2 separate regions of the Homo sapiens genome follow, and region 1 is linked to region 2. Evidence: read pairs that join two places in POLR2A ChIA-PET (ENCODE). Cell type or tissue: GM12878. All regions are shown on one strand. Each heading gives the region's core, and the rest is flanking DNA. Links, peaks and the distances in the headings are about the cores only.

The links. ChIA-PET counts read pairs that join two places held together with the same protein. Peaks named below come from ENCODE experiments on the same cell type or tissue, not always from the same donor. Only the 100,000 strongest peaks of a DNase experiment are listed, where the experiment ranks them.
Region 1: POLR2A ChIA-PET joins it to region 2 with 7 read pairs; 4 of 35 experiments call an interaction of 5 or more read pairs at or near these places.

The regions. Positions count from the first base shown.
Region 1 is chr10:71,549,109-71,553,108 of GRCh38, forward strand. All of the region lies in intron 6 of CDH23 (cadherin related 23), which reads left to right. It overlaps LOC105378355 (a long non-coding RNA gene), which reads right to left. Exons shown (of 2, transcript XR_946054.3): 2 at 1,929-2,428. Among named protein-coding and RNA genes, the nearest start is that of CDH23-AS1, 39 kb to the left of the region's middle. In GM12878, for the core only: no CTCF peak of the experiment used is centred there; no DNase peak of the experiment used is centred there.
Region 2 is chr10:71,374,375-71,382,059 of GRCh38, forward strand. It overlaps a transcript of SLC29A3 not described here. Among named protein-coding and RNA genes, the nearest start is that of CDH23, 19 kb to the right of the region's middle. RefSeq lists enhancers at 2,253-2,813, 2,869-3,018 and a silencer at 3,149-3,218. In GM12878, for the core only: a CTCF peak has its summit at 3,177 (motif pointing right); a DNase peak (open chromatin) is centred at 3,123; H3K4me3 peaks cover 1,143 bases; H3K27ac peaks cover 1,061 bases.

The DNA of each region.
Region 1 (4,000 bases), core at 1-4,000, 170 kb after region 2:
GATCAGCCAGGATCTGACCCCTGAAACAGCAGCCAACAGCTAAAAGGCATTCACCTCCAAGAGCTGGGGCTCCTTGGGCCAGAGCAGAGGGCAGGTCACTGGGCAGGGCCCACAGAGTTTGTCCCATTAGTGGACATTCAGGGCTGGAAAGAACTGGATTTGGCTTCCATATTGTTTCACCTGTTTGCCAAAGGTCAGAAAGCTGTTGTAAGTGAATGATAAGACTGACCGATTAGCCCATATAGGAGGGGAGGGGGCACGGATGCATAGAGTCCCAGCCTGTGGGGTTGGAGGGACTCCAGAGAGGGGTCATCTACTGGATCTCTTGACCACTGAGCTGAACTGCTCTGGGGCATCCCTGTCAGAGGAGACTGGGCTCTATTTTAAAGTCCTCCAGGGAAAGATGCTCTAAACAGGGGTAACAAGCAGCAATTCAAATCATGTGCCAACTCCAGGCCTTCGATGGAAGCTGCTTATCAGCATGTTGGGTAGAGAATCCCGAGGCTCAGTCTGGGAAGAGCACTGTGCTTGACTGGCACTGCCTGCCCTGAGTGCAGAACAGAGGAGAGGCAGCCTGCGGGCCATTTTCAGATCAAAATCCACCTGGGTCACTCAGGCGGGTTTTACACTTTTCTCCAAGGTAGTTTCTTGGGGCCTCACTTACTGCCCCAGAGAAGCGAAAACGGTCTTGACTGCAACTTCAAGGCACTAGAGGGTGTGAGAGATGATCAGGAAGGCAGCTGCAGACCCAGCTTGTGGGGCGGGGTCGGGGAGGTTCCTTTCTTGACCTTGTGGGACTACAAGGTCCCACAGACCTTGAAGCACAGAGCAGGGTGGAGAGTTGGGACCAGCCTGCTGGGTTTATCTAGCTATCCCTGCCTCCGCCAGGATATTAACGGGCTTCCCGCAGATGGAAACTTCTCTTTGGAAACAGGGTATTGGGAGCTTTAGATTAAGGCAGAGCTGAGTCCCAAGACTGGCCCTCCTCTCAGGAGCTAGGAATAAGGCCTTGAGCTCTCTACACTTGTTTCTCCTCCTTTACAATGGGGATAAAGCCTCAGGGACTGTTGTGAGGGCTGAAGAGGAGAAAGTACGTAAAACTTCTAGTACAGCCTTGGTCATGGGACATATGAATTCTCCCACAGATGTTCTGAGGTTTGGGGTGACACATTAAGACCAGACTGACTATTCCAGTGACTTGGCAGGCTGAGGAGTCGGGGATCGCTTGAGGCCAAGAGTTTGAGACCAGCCTGGGCAACATATCAAGAGCCCATCTCTGTAAAATTAAAATAAACATAAGTGAGCTAGATGTAGTAGTGTGCACCTGCAGTCCCAGCTACTTGGGAGACTGACACATGGGAGGATTACTTAAGCCCAGGAATTTCAGGCTGCAGTAAGCTGTGATCGTGCCACTGCACTTTACCCTGGGCAACAGAGTGAGACCCTGTCTCAAAAAAAAAAAAAAAAAAGAAAAAAGAAAAAGAAAGAAAGAAAGAAAAGGAAAAGAGAAAGAAAAAAGACAAGGCTGCCTGTGGGAAACGTGTTGAGAATGAACAGCTGCTTCAGGCCCAAGTCCACCCCAGGGCCCCAGTGCTGTTACTCTTTCCCCCACCGTCCCATCCTCAAGGCCACTGAGTGTACACCAGGCATGCTGGATTTGCAGGTGTGGGGGCAGCATCAATTATGCTGCTGACACGGGGCTTGCTAAGCCTGGGGGAAGCTCTGGGAAGAGAAAGAGGAGTGTCCTGGGGTGGGTGGAGGAGGGAAGGAAAAGCAGATGTAGAAAAGTCTGGAAGATGCTTCCCCTCCACCACCAGAGCCAGCCCCCACCGGCTGCCTCCCCTAGCCAAAAGGCAAGGCTTCCTCGCAGCAGAAAACATATACACATATTTGCAAGCTACAGTACAAACGAGCGGCAAACCTAATGATTCGTGATTATTATTTGAAGGGTCCCACTGTTACAGATTTATTTGTCATTTCTTGTAATAACACCGACAGTAATGAATTCGTTTGTATTAATGTGAGTGTCACGAGGACTTCCGTCGAAATTCCGCATTAATTAACGTACCATTAAAACAAAGTGTCGCCCAATTAATATCTAACAGAGGTAAGGCTGCCAGGGTCCTCTTCATCTGGGTTTCATTTGTAATTCATGGTATTAGCATCCTGCTTAATGAACGTCATTTGCAATTCCTACCGCTGGTCTCTCCCACTTCCTGGGGGAAGGTCAGGGTGCCCTAGGAGCTGTTGGGCCCTTCACTGGGCACCCCCGGGGCCAGGAGGAGAAGGAGGGAGGGGTGGGACTCTGTTTCTAGGTGGAAATCGAGTCTCCGCATTCTTCATTCCAGAAGGGGCTTGGAAGGCCCTTGGAACTTCCTGATCGGTTGGTTATCCACTTCAGTTACCCAGAAGATACCTTCTTGAGGTTCTGGTAGGGAAGAGAAGGCTAGTTTGTTTCTTGGTCAAGCCTGATCTTAACAGATGAGACCATGGCCATCCTAGGAAAGCCTTCCAGCAGGGAGCACCCAGGATTCTGGTTTCCCTCTTTTCTTAGTGTCAGCCTGGTGGTCTTCTCATGGTCTTTGTGTGACATGAGAAGACTATCAGACTGACCCCAAGGACCCTCAGGACCTCTAGCTGTCCCTGAAGCCAGCAGTGGAGCCCAGTGGGCCTTGGTCTCCGAGACACAATAGACCAAGGAATTGGACCCTCTGCCCTGTTCCTCCCACAACCCCTGCGGCAGGGCCCACCTCCCCCAGCAGGGACAGAGGCACCATCATCCAGCCTTTAGAGCTCTCAGGACCCCATCCTGGGACAGCTCCTGAAGACAACATAGCCGGGCACCCTCCCCTCTCAGGGAATGCTCCTCAGGTGAGTGGACCTCCTTGGGCTGTCCCCGCCCAAGTATAAGAACCTGAGGCTGCCACTGGCAATAATGAAGTTTCCTGCAGTGATGGCTACTACCGCTATGACTGTGGGCCAGGCCTCAGGCTGTGTGTCTCAGAATCATTACTGCTAGGCCCACAGATGCAGGAGGAAGGTGTTATTGCCCCCATTTTACAGATGAGAAAACTGAGGCTCAGAGAGCTTCAGTACTTTTCACACAGAGGTGGAAGAGGGGAACAAGACAGGTGTCTGGGTTGTCACATTGATGTCTCTGTGTCCTCCCATCCTTTCCAGCTAGTGATCCACATGAGAGCTGGAGGGACAGGGCAACAGGGGGCCAGGCCTCTGGCGTCCTGGCTTATAGTGCCCTTGACTCTCAGAAAGTCCTTCCTTCACTGGTCGCCCACATGCAGGGACTGTGCCCTGCAGTCCTGGCACATGGCAGGTGCCCATAGCCAGCCGTGGGGCGTTTTAACCTGTGCTTCATCTGCATGAGAGTGTCATATATCTCACTGGAGAGTGAGGCTCAGAAAAAAAACAGGAAAGGGAGGGAGAAATGCTTTCATTGATTTTTGCTTCAGAACGTGCTGCCTTTCTATATTCCAAGGATGGTCCCAGAGCAAAGAGGCTGGCTTGGAACTAGAGTGCCTTGGATTTGAGGAAGGACTCACAACTGAGCAGGAAGGGAGTGCGGAGTGATGTGGTTCTGCCCCCTCATTGGATGGACAAGGACCGGAAAGCCAAAAAGCTTTGATTCTTGTCCAGAATCACACAGGGGACCCTGGTCCAGGGTCTTCTGTCCCCCATCCAGGGCTCTTTCTTCCACCCCATGCTGCTTCCCTCGAGGTTAAGAATGCTGTGTGTTTGGGAAGCCACCTTGCATCCATGTTTGGACAAGGTAGGGGACGTCAGGGAGTCAGCACTAACATGGGCACCTGCAGGCAGAACTCACTGCAGAAACCGTCTGTGTGACCACCATCCAGTCCCCCCACTCCCAGCTTCAGCTTTTTCATCTGTAAGACAGGGTTCCTGGGCTAGGGCAGTGCTTCCCCACCTTGGCTGTACATGAGAACTTGATGGGAATTTAAAGATACAGAGTCAGGGACTGGGCGCC
Region 2 (7,685 bases), core at 1,579-5,578:
CCTCTCTGGTCAATGGCTGGCCACCTTTTTACCTCTTAAGAGGTTTCAAGATAATGATATCTGTGTAACTTCATGGTAAGAAGATAGAGCTCCATTCTGCTCCCGCCATGGTAACCCGAAGGTAAGCCAAGAGGCTCCATGTTGGGGTGTGTGTGTGTGTGTTGTGGGAAGCAGGCCTGAGAAGCCTAGATTTTTGGGCAGAGAACTACAAGAAGAGTAATGTTGCCTGCCCCTGTCCCCATCTCCATCCTGGAAGGGTGCAGGTCCTCAGCTGGCAGCGGGAGAAAGGCAGCTGGTGAAAGGCAGCAGCCAGCGACTTCACCACTTTGAGTTGGGCCCCTTCTGGTGTAGAACCTGGATCCCCTAACCTCCTTGGCTTGCCGCTAGCGTGTCATTATCCACGTTTTGCTCCATGTAAAACCCTCTTCCAACATCCCCTTCCTATTCAGACACTGTTTGACAGTGCAGAGACTGGTCCAGAAATGGGGTCGCTTGCCTCTGTGAGTCAAGCCTCTCCTGCTCCAGAAAGTAAGATGAGAATAGCTGCTCCCCGCTTGCTTCTTGGGGTCCTGGGAGGATGCAGCAGTAGTAGAACAGCTTTTGGTACATATCAAATCCTGCTGAACAGCTCATCTCACCTATGCCTGAGATGGCGATAATGCAGAGGAGGAATAGCGCAGGTGGGAGTACAGAAGTAGCAGGCTTGTGAGAGAGCTTTGTGAACTGCAAAAACCCTATCAGATATTAGCTCTTGTTATTATCCTGCTCTTAGATCCATTTGCACCCCATCCCACCTGCCCCACCGACCCTAAGAGAATCAGAGCAAATGCTTGTTATTAGACATGAGCACTGAAGGCTCCAAGGACTACTGCGGCCACCGTTTCTCCACATGTGGAAAGAGTGAAGTGCTGGTACTGTGCTGTGTGACTTTAGGTGCTACCAAGCAGAGTATTAAACACAGAACTGCAGCACGTCCAAGTTCTCCCCTTTTCAGTACGTTCAATCCTGATTACCCACAGGAGAAACTTGCAGTTTAGTGCTTGCATTCTTCAACACCTCACTAAAACTCAACAGTTTCCCTTTTTAACAAAGAGATCAAGGTTTTGCCCACTAGAATTGAAAACAATATTTTAATTTTCATCTCTTTATGTGGTTTCTTACTTTCTATTTACGCCAGGTGATAGTGGTTTTCCATTAAAGTAATGACATACAGATTTTAAAAGTAAATATAAGTAAATCAACTAAAAAAATCAATTTAAGAAGCACTTTAAAAAAAATGCAGGTGGTACTCGGACGTGACTAATATTATTCATTTCATAGGCAAGGAAATGGAGAATCAGGCAGGAATCCCCAAACCCCAGAGTGGTATAAGCTGACATTTAGGAAGAACACAGACGGCTGTCTCCCCTGAAAGCCAAACAGATACTCATGGGCCAGGTAAGTTCTCCCTTTCACATTTAGGACCCCCATTAACAAGAGTCTGCCTTTTGTGGTTGGTGTTTTCACCATTTTCATTTTAGCCAAGAAAAATAAGAACTTCTGGGGCCACTGATTGATCCCTTTAAATTGAGGGCAGAAAGCTGGCCATTTTTCAGAAGCGAAGAGCGTCAGCAGTGGTGTTAGGTATAACTAGAAGAGGGGGAAGAAGGGGCAAAAATAGAGGTGGGGCAAAGTGTAAACAGGAAATAGAAGACACAAAGCCAAACCAGCTTGAACATTTTTAAGGACTTGAAACTCCAGGGAGTGGTGGAAACAAACTCCAGATTGTTCCTGTCCTAAGTAAACACGGCAATGTGTCTCTTACAAAGCTCTGACCACAGCCACTCTTTGATACTGATAGAACTATTGCTTATTGAAACTACTATGATGATTTGCCCACTAACCTCCACTGGGCCCTCAGTAGCTGCCAGGCACCTGGCTAAGACTGAACATCCTCTTGTCAATCCTCACAGGAAGACTTGAAGTGAAAATTGCAGGCTCTGGACTTGACTAGCCTGGGTTGGAAATCTGGCCCTGTAGAGCTGTGTCAGAGCAAATCAAATTCTTCCCTGAGCCTATTTCCTCATTCATTATACCCATTCTACTAAATGCATGTAATAACTATTATACCTCTTAGATTTCAACATTAGACCATTTATCAGGGGTAGGAAGTAAGCAACCAATAACAATGTCACTTATTATTCACTGTTGGTATTATCAGTACCAGAAGGGCAAAGAAGCTTCTGAAGTTTGTCAACCTTAAATAATAAGATATAGAAAATATGACTAGCTATAGAGTTTATTCAAGCCCAAAGCTTGAGGATGGCCACCCAGGAGCATAGATTCAAGTTTCCCTGAATGTATATGCTGAGTAGCAGCAATTAGAAGTGGGTTTTTGTTTCTGTGTTTTTTTGTTTTGTTTTGTTTTGAGATGGAGTCTCCCTTCGTTGCCCAGACTGGAATGCAGTGGTGTGATCTCAGCTTATTGCAAACTCCACCTCCTGGATTCAGGAGATTCTCCTGCCTCTGCCTCTGCCTCAGCCTCCCGAGTAGCTGGGATTACAGGCACCTGCCACCACGCCCGGCTAATTTTTATATTTTTAGTAGAGGCGAGGTTTCACCATGTTGCCCAGGCTGGTCTCGAACTCCTGACCTCAAGACCTCACCCTCCCAAAGTGCTGGGATTACAGGCGTGAGCCACCGCGCCCGGCCCTGTCTTTTCTCAAGGTCACTTGGCCCAGTGTCACAGAGCTGAACCAAGATGGTTAGGCTGAGGGATAGGTCCCGAAGTGCTCAGATCTCCGGGCCTCAAGGCCCAGGCTGGGGTGGCACGGCAGGGGCTGATGGGGAGGTGCCCAGGCCGCCGGCGGATGCTCCCGGAAGATGCTCTAAGCTGCCGCTCCAGGTATCCCCTGGGCTGAGGCTACCTGGAGACGCCCACGGCAGTGACACACCAAGCGGGGTATGGCGAATCGTCAGGTCCGCAAAACCACCCAGTTCAGCAACTCATGGCTATGCCGAGCCCGCCGCGCTCAGCTCGGCCAGAAACAGCTCCTAGAGCCAGGGACTGGACCGCCCCCGCTGGCCTCTGGCAGGCAAACAGCCACCGGCCACGAAATAGATGGCCGCGAGGGCTTCCGGGAGCCGCGGGGCAGGCCGGGAGCCGGGCCGCACAGCCAATGCCCGCGCGGGGGCCGTCGGTAGTTACCCGGCAACGAGGTGGACGCCCAGTAGAGGGAGCGGAGCCAGTAGGGCTGGAAGAACTGGCAAGAAAGCCCTAGAGAGAGGCGACCTGCCAATTTTGGAAGCGGCTTTTTGTTTTGTCCCCAGATCACTCATTCCTACCTGGTCTTGGAGGAAGATCGTCAAGGCAAATGATAAGAAACAGAAATAAACCAGGGGAACAAATAATGATAAAAAAGATACTCATATTTGTTGAGCACTTACTGTCGGCCTGGCTCTTTGCAAGGATTACTTAATTTGATCATCTGATTTTGCTGTCCCAAGTTGTAAATGAGAAAATAGGAGTTTAGACAGATTAAGCATCTTGGCCAAACTACCTCAAACTAGGGAGTGTCAGAGCTGGAATTTGAACTTGGGTGGGCATGAACTCAGGTGGCTTGAGTTCTTAATGAGTCAAACCGTGGACACTCATTTCAGTTCAGCAAACCTAAATCTGTGTTCCTACTAGGCCATGCAGGGCCAATCCAGGTTTTATGGGGTCTGAAGCTTAGACAATGTTGGGGGGGGGGGTCCTCTTTTGGAAAAAAGAATAAAAAATTACAAATATAAAGTTAGGTACAAAAATGAACTTAGAATGTAAAAAGAAATCATAACAAAATATTTTTGCTAATTTTACAAAAATATACGACCATATGAATGCATAGCTAGGGACTCAACGAAGCCGTCTTTGACCCTTAGCTTCCCTTGAAATCCTTCAGTCAGATGTCAAACTACCTTGCAAGCTTCTCTGCGGTTCTCCTCCCACCCTGTCTCCCAGCCAAAGGACCTGAGACCCTAGCAACAGGCTTAATAGGGCTTTTCTGGCCATAGGAGCGATTTTAGCCTGAGTCAACTTGAGTGCCAGAGGGTGAATGCCCTCAGAAGCAGCTCCCAAATACTGATGAACAGGGAGTTGGTGGATAAATTCCCTAGCTTCCTCATCCCTCAAGTGAGATCATGCTGAGACACTTTGTGGTTCTTAGGGTGTAGTCCCAAACCAGCAGCAAACTGTACCACTTGAGAACTAGTTAGAAATGCAAATTCTTAGCCTACTACTACCCTGTACCTACTGAATCTAAAATTGTAGGGGCTGGGGCCCAGTCATTGGTGTTTTAACAAGCCCTCCTAGTGAGTCTGTGCTGAAGTTTGAGAACGACTGTTCTGCTAGGCTGTTCCCCAGAGCTCCCTTATGGGCTTGAGCTCCCGTTGTCTACAATGGTAACCTGCTTGATAACACATCTTTTTTTGGTCTCCTTCCCTTTCTTGTCTCACTTCCTCATTCTTCAGCTGGAGCTTCCTGAATTCACTTCTAATAAACGACTTGCACTTTAATCCTTGTCTGGGATCAGCTTCTAGAGAAACACCACCTTAGATGAGAACAACTAGGGGAGGTGTCATTGCCCAGTGAGGAGGAGGACGATGGCTGGCTTCAGGGAGGACCAAATGCTCTGCCAAATGCTTTGCTCTCATTGTCTGCTTCACCCTCACAATGCCTCAGTTGAGAGGGAGATGTTGCCCCCCAACGGGGAAACTAGGGTTTGGAGGATTTAAGTGGCTTGCCCAAGAATTTGAATCCAGGTCTGAGTCCAAAAGGTGAGCTCCTTACCAGTGAGGGCAGAGGGCCAGCCCATGTTTTGCTCTCTTGTCATTCCTCCTCTTCTCAGAGCAGGCAAGCGTTAAATGAAAATTGTAGGAGGCCATTGTTTTGGACTAAGTTTCTGAATTAGGCCCCAGCAGACCAGGCTAAAAATCCAAAGGGAGTCACCCATGCTAAAGTTCCATGGCACTAAACCCAAACTAAGTAGTTACCTGAAAAGAGGTAACAGCCAATGTCCCAAACAGGCCAGTTCAAATCTCAATGGTCACAAGAGTGAATCCCCTCTGCTTTATTCCTTATATGAAAGAAGTAGCGTTGAGTAACCTGATGCTAATGAATCAGTTGTTTTTCTATCATTCTGTCTCCCTGTCCCCACCTCGTGAGGGAAGTGGCTCTGAAGCAACTAATAGGCTCTTTGTTCTTCTCTTCTGTTTCCTTCAGCCCTCTCTGTCTATAAAACCAACTCCCTCTGCTCAGCTTATCAGAACACTTATTCTATTTTATGGAATGAAGTGTTGCCAGATTCTATAATTGCAATAAAGCCATTTGAGATCTTTAAGCTAAATTTCTTATCATTTTGTCTTTTGATACAGGGATCCAGTTTTGTTGTGAGGAGTGCTATAGGCTGGACACTTTGGAAAAATCCCGAGTGCACTTTGTGGACACTGCTGGCCTGAAATAGTGGGGCACACTGGCCTGAGAGCTCCCTGGCTCCCAGTGCCTAAGGTCCTTTACCCCATACTCCCTCAAGGTCCATCCCTATACCCTCCAGCCCACAGCATGTGACCAAGCATGTGCCCCTTAACCTGGAGCTGGAACCCTTCCTTTCACAGATACCTGGAAATTGAGCCAGATCTGCATCCGAGGGACACTAGAAGGGATGGGGAGGAGCGCTTACCCCTGAACTCTGTTTTGTCTCATGTTTGGAGGCCCAAGGTCATTTGGTTCTTCAGATTTCCAGCAAACTATAGCTCTCACTCCCTTCCCGCATGCCCTCACCCCACGGCTTTTACACTTAAGAGGAATGGCCCTGCCTTCTCTGGGCCCACAGCTCCTGTGGCTTGAGGTTCCAGCCGTCTTGTTAACAATTTTTCTCCCTGCGATGTAGGAATGATGGCTGTGTTAACAGGTCGGGGGGCGGTTGGGGAGACACTAACAAGATGATAAACCTTGGTATTTGGCTCTGCTGCTGACTTTGAGCGAGTCCTTTTTTACCTCTCAGAGCCTTATTTTTCTCATCTGTAAAGTGGGGAGTCCTGCTCCCCTCCCCTGAGGTTGTTCTAATGAGGCCGTGCTCATAGTAGGTAAATAATGTACACACACAACATGGGCATGCACAGCGATGGGTGCAGGTTGCAATTGGGACTTCCCTCTGTTCCCTCCATCACAATTGATGAGGGACTTTGGGGCTGATCTTGACTTCTCCAGGATCCTGGTCTCCCAGTAGGTTGCTAGTGATGCTCAAAAGGTAGGGGTCTCTCCCCAGGACACTGCCAGCCTGCCCTTCTGGGAGGAAGGAGACAGAAAGGGTTACTTTGGCAATCACGAGGCTTAAGGATGCCCCAATGCTTCACCCTGTCCCAAACCGACCCCCTACTCCCACCCCCAAGTCTAAAGTGGGTCCCTCTACAATAATCTCTCATCACGCCATTCATTCTTCCTTTGTGGCACTTATTATAAGTGCTAATTATTTATCAATATTTGTTTTTTTAAACAAAACTTTATTATGAAAAGTTTCCAACATTTACCAGAAAAACCCAAAACAGAACAGTATCACAGACTCCATATACCTATCACCCAGCTTCAACAATGATCAACTCGAGGTCAATCTTGTTTTATCTCTACCCCTACTCACTCCTGCCTCCTAGTATTAATTTGAGGCAACACATTTGTAAATGTTTTGGTAGGTATTGCTAAAAATAAGGGCTCTTGTATAAAACATAACCACAAATACATGTCATTATACATTTATCCAAACCCACAGAATGTACAACACCAAGAGTGAACCCTAATGTGAGCTATGGACTTGGGGTGATGATGGTGTGTCAGTGCAGGCTCACTACTGTATCAAATGCTCTGCTCTGCTGGGGGATGTTGATACTGTGGCAGGCTGTGCACAACGTGGGGGCAGTCTCTGTACCATCTTCTCAATTTTCCTGTGAACTTAAAACTACTCTAAAAAAGTTAAGTCTTAAAAAATAAAATCAAAAGAGCAAAGCTCCTGTTATTAAATCTAAAAAATGAACAATAATTCTTTGGTATGTGATTATTGTTAAATGTGTATCTCCCTCCACTGGGTTGGGAGCCTCATGAGAGCTTGCGTGAGGCCTACTAGGTCCTTGGTGAGTAATTGTTGGATGGATGGATGGATGGGTGGATGAATGGATGGAAGGATGGATGGATGGAGAAAAGGCAAAGGGAGCTGGGAGCCCACTTTGCTTTCCATGGATGCTGTCTGATCCCTTCAACACTGGGGTGTGATCACTGCCTTGCAGGTCCACAGACTGTCTCATCCTCTTGGATGTGAGCACCACCATGGAGCTGAAAACCTTTCTCAGTTTTTTTCGCTCCTAACCTGCCTTCCACAGAATCAGGCAAGTAGTCGCTAATCCTCTCCTGTTGGCTGCAGCCTGCTCCCACTGTGCAGCTAATTCCACCTTCCAACTTAATCATCATGCTTAGCACTTTCAATAAGGGCTTTTCATCTTCAGAGCACTGCTCAGCCATTAGCTGATTACTGTAATCTGTCCAACTCCCAAGACGTCAACCAGCATGGCAATGAGAGGCTTCCCTTATTCTCTTGGAGACTCAGTTTCCTCATCTGTAAAACTGGGTTAATATACCTAACTGGCATGGTCGGTGTAGGGTTTCAGTAAAATAAAGTCCA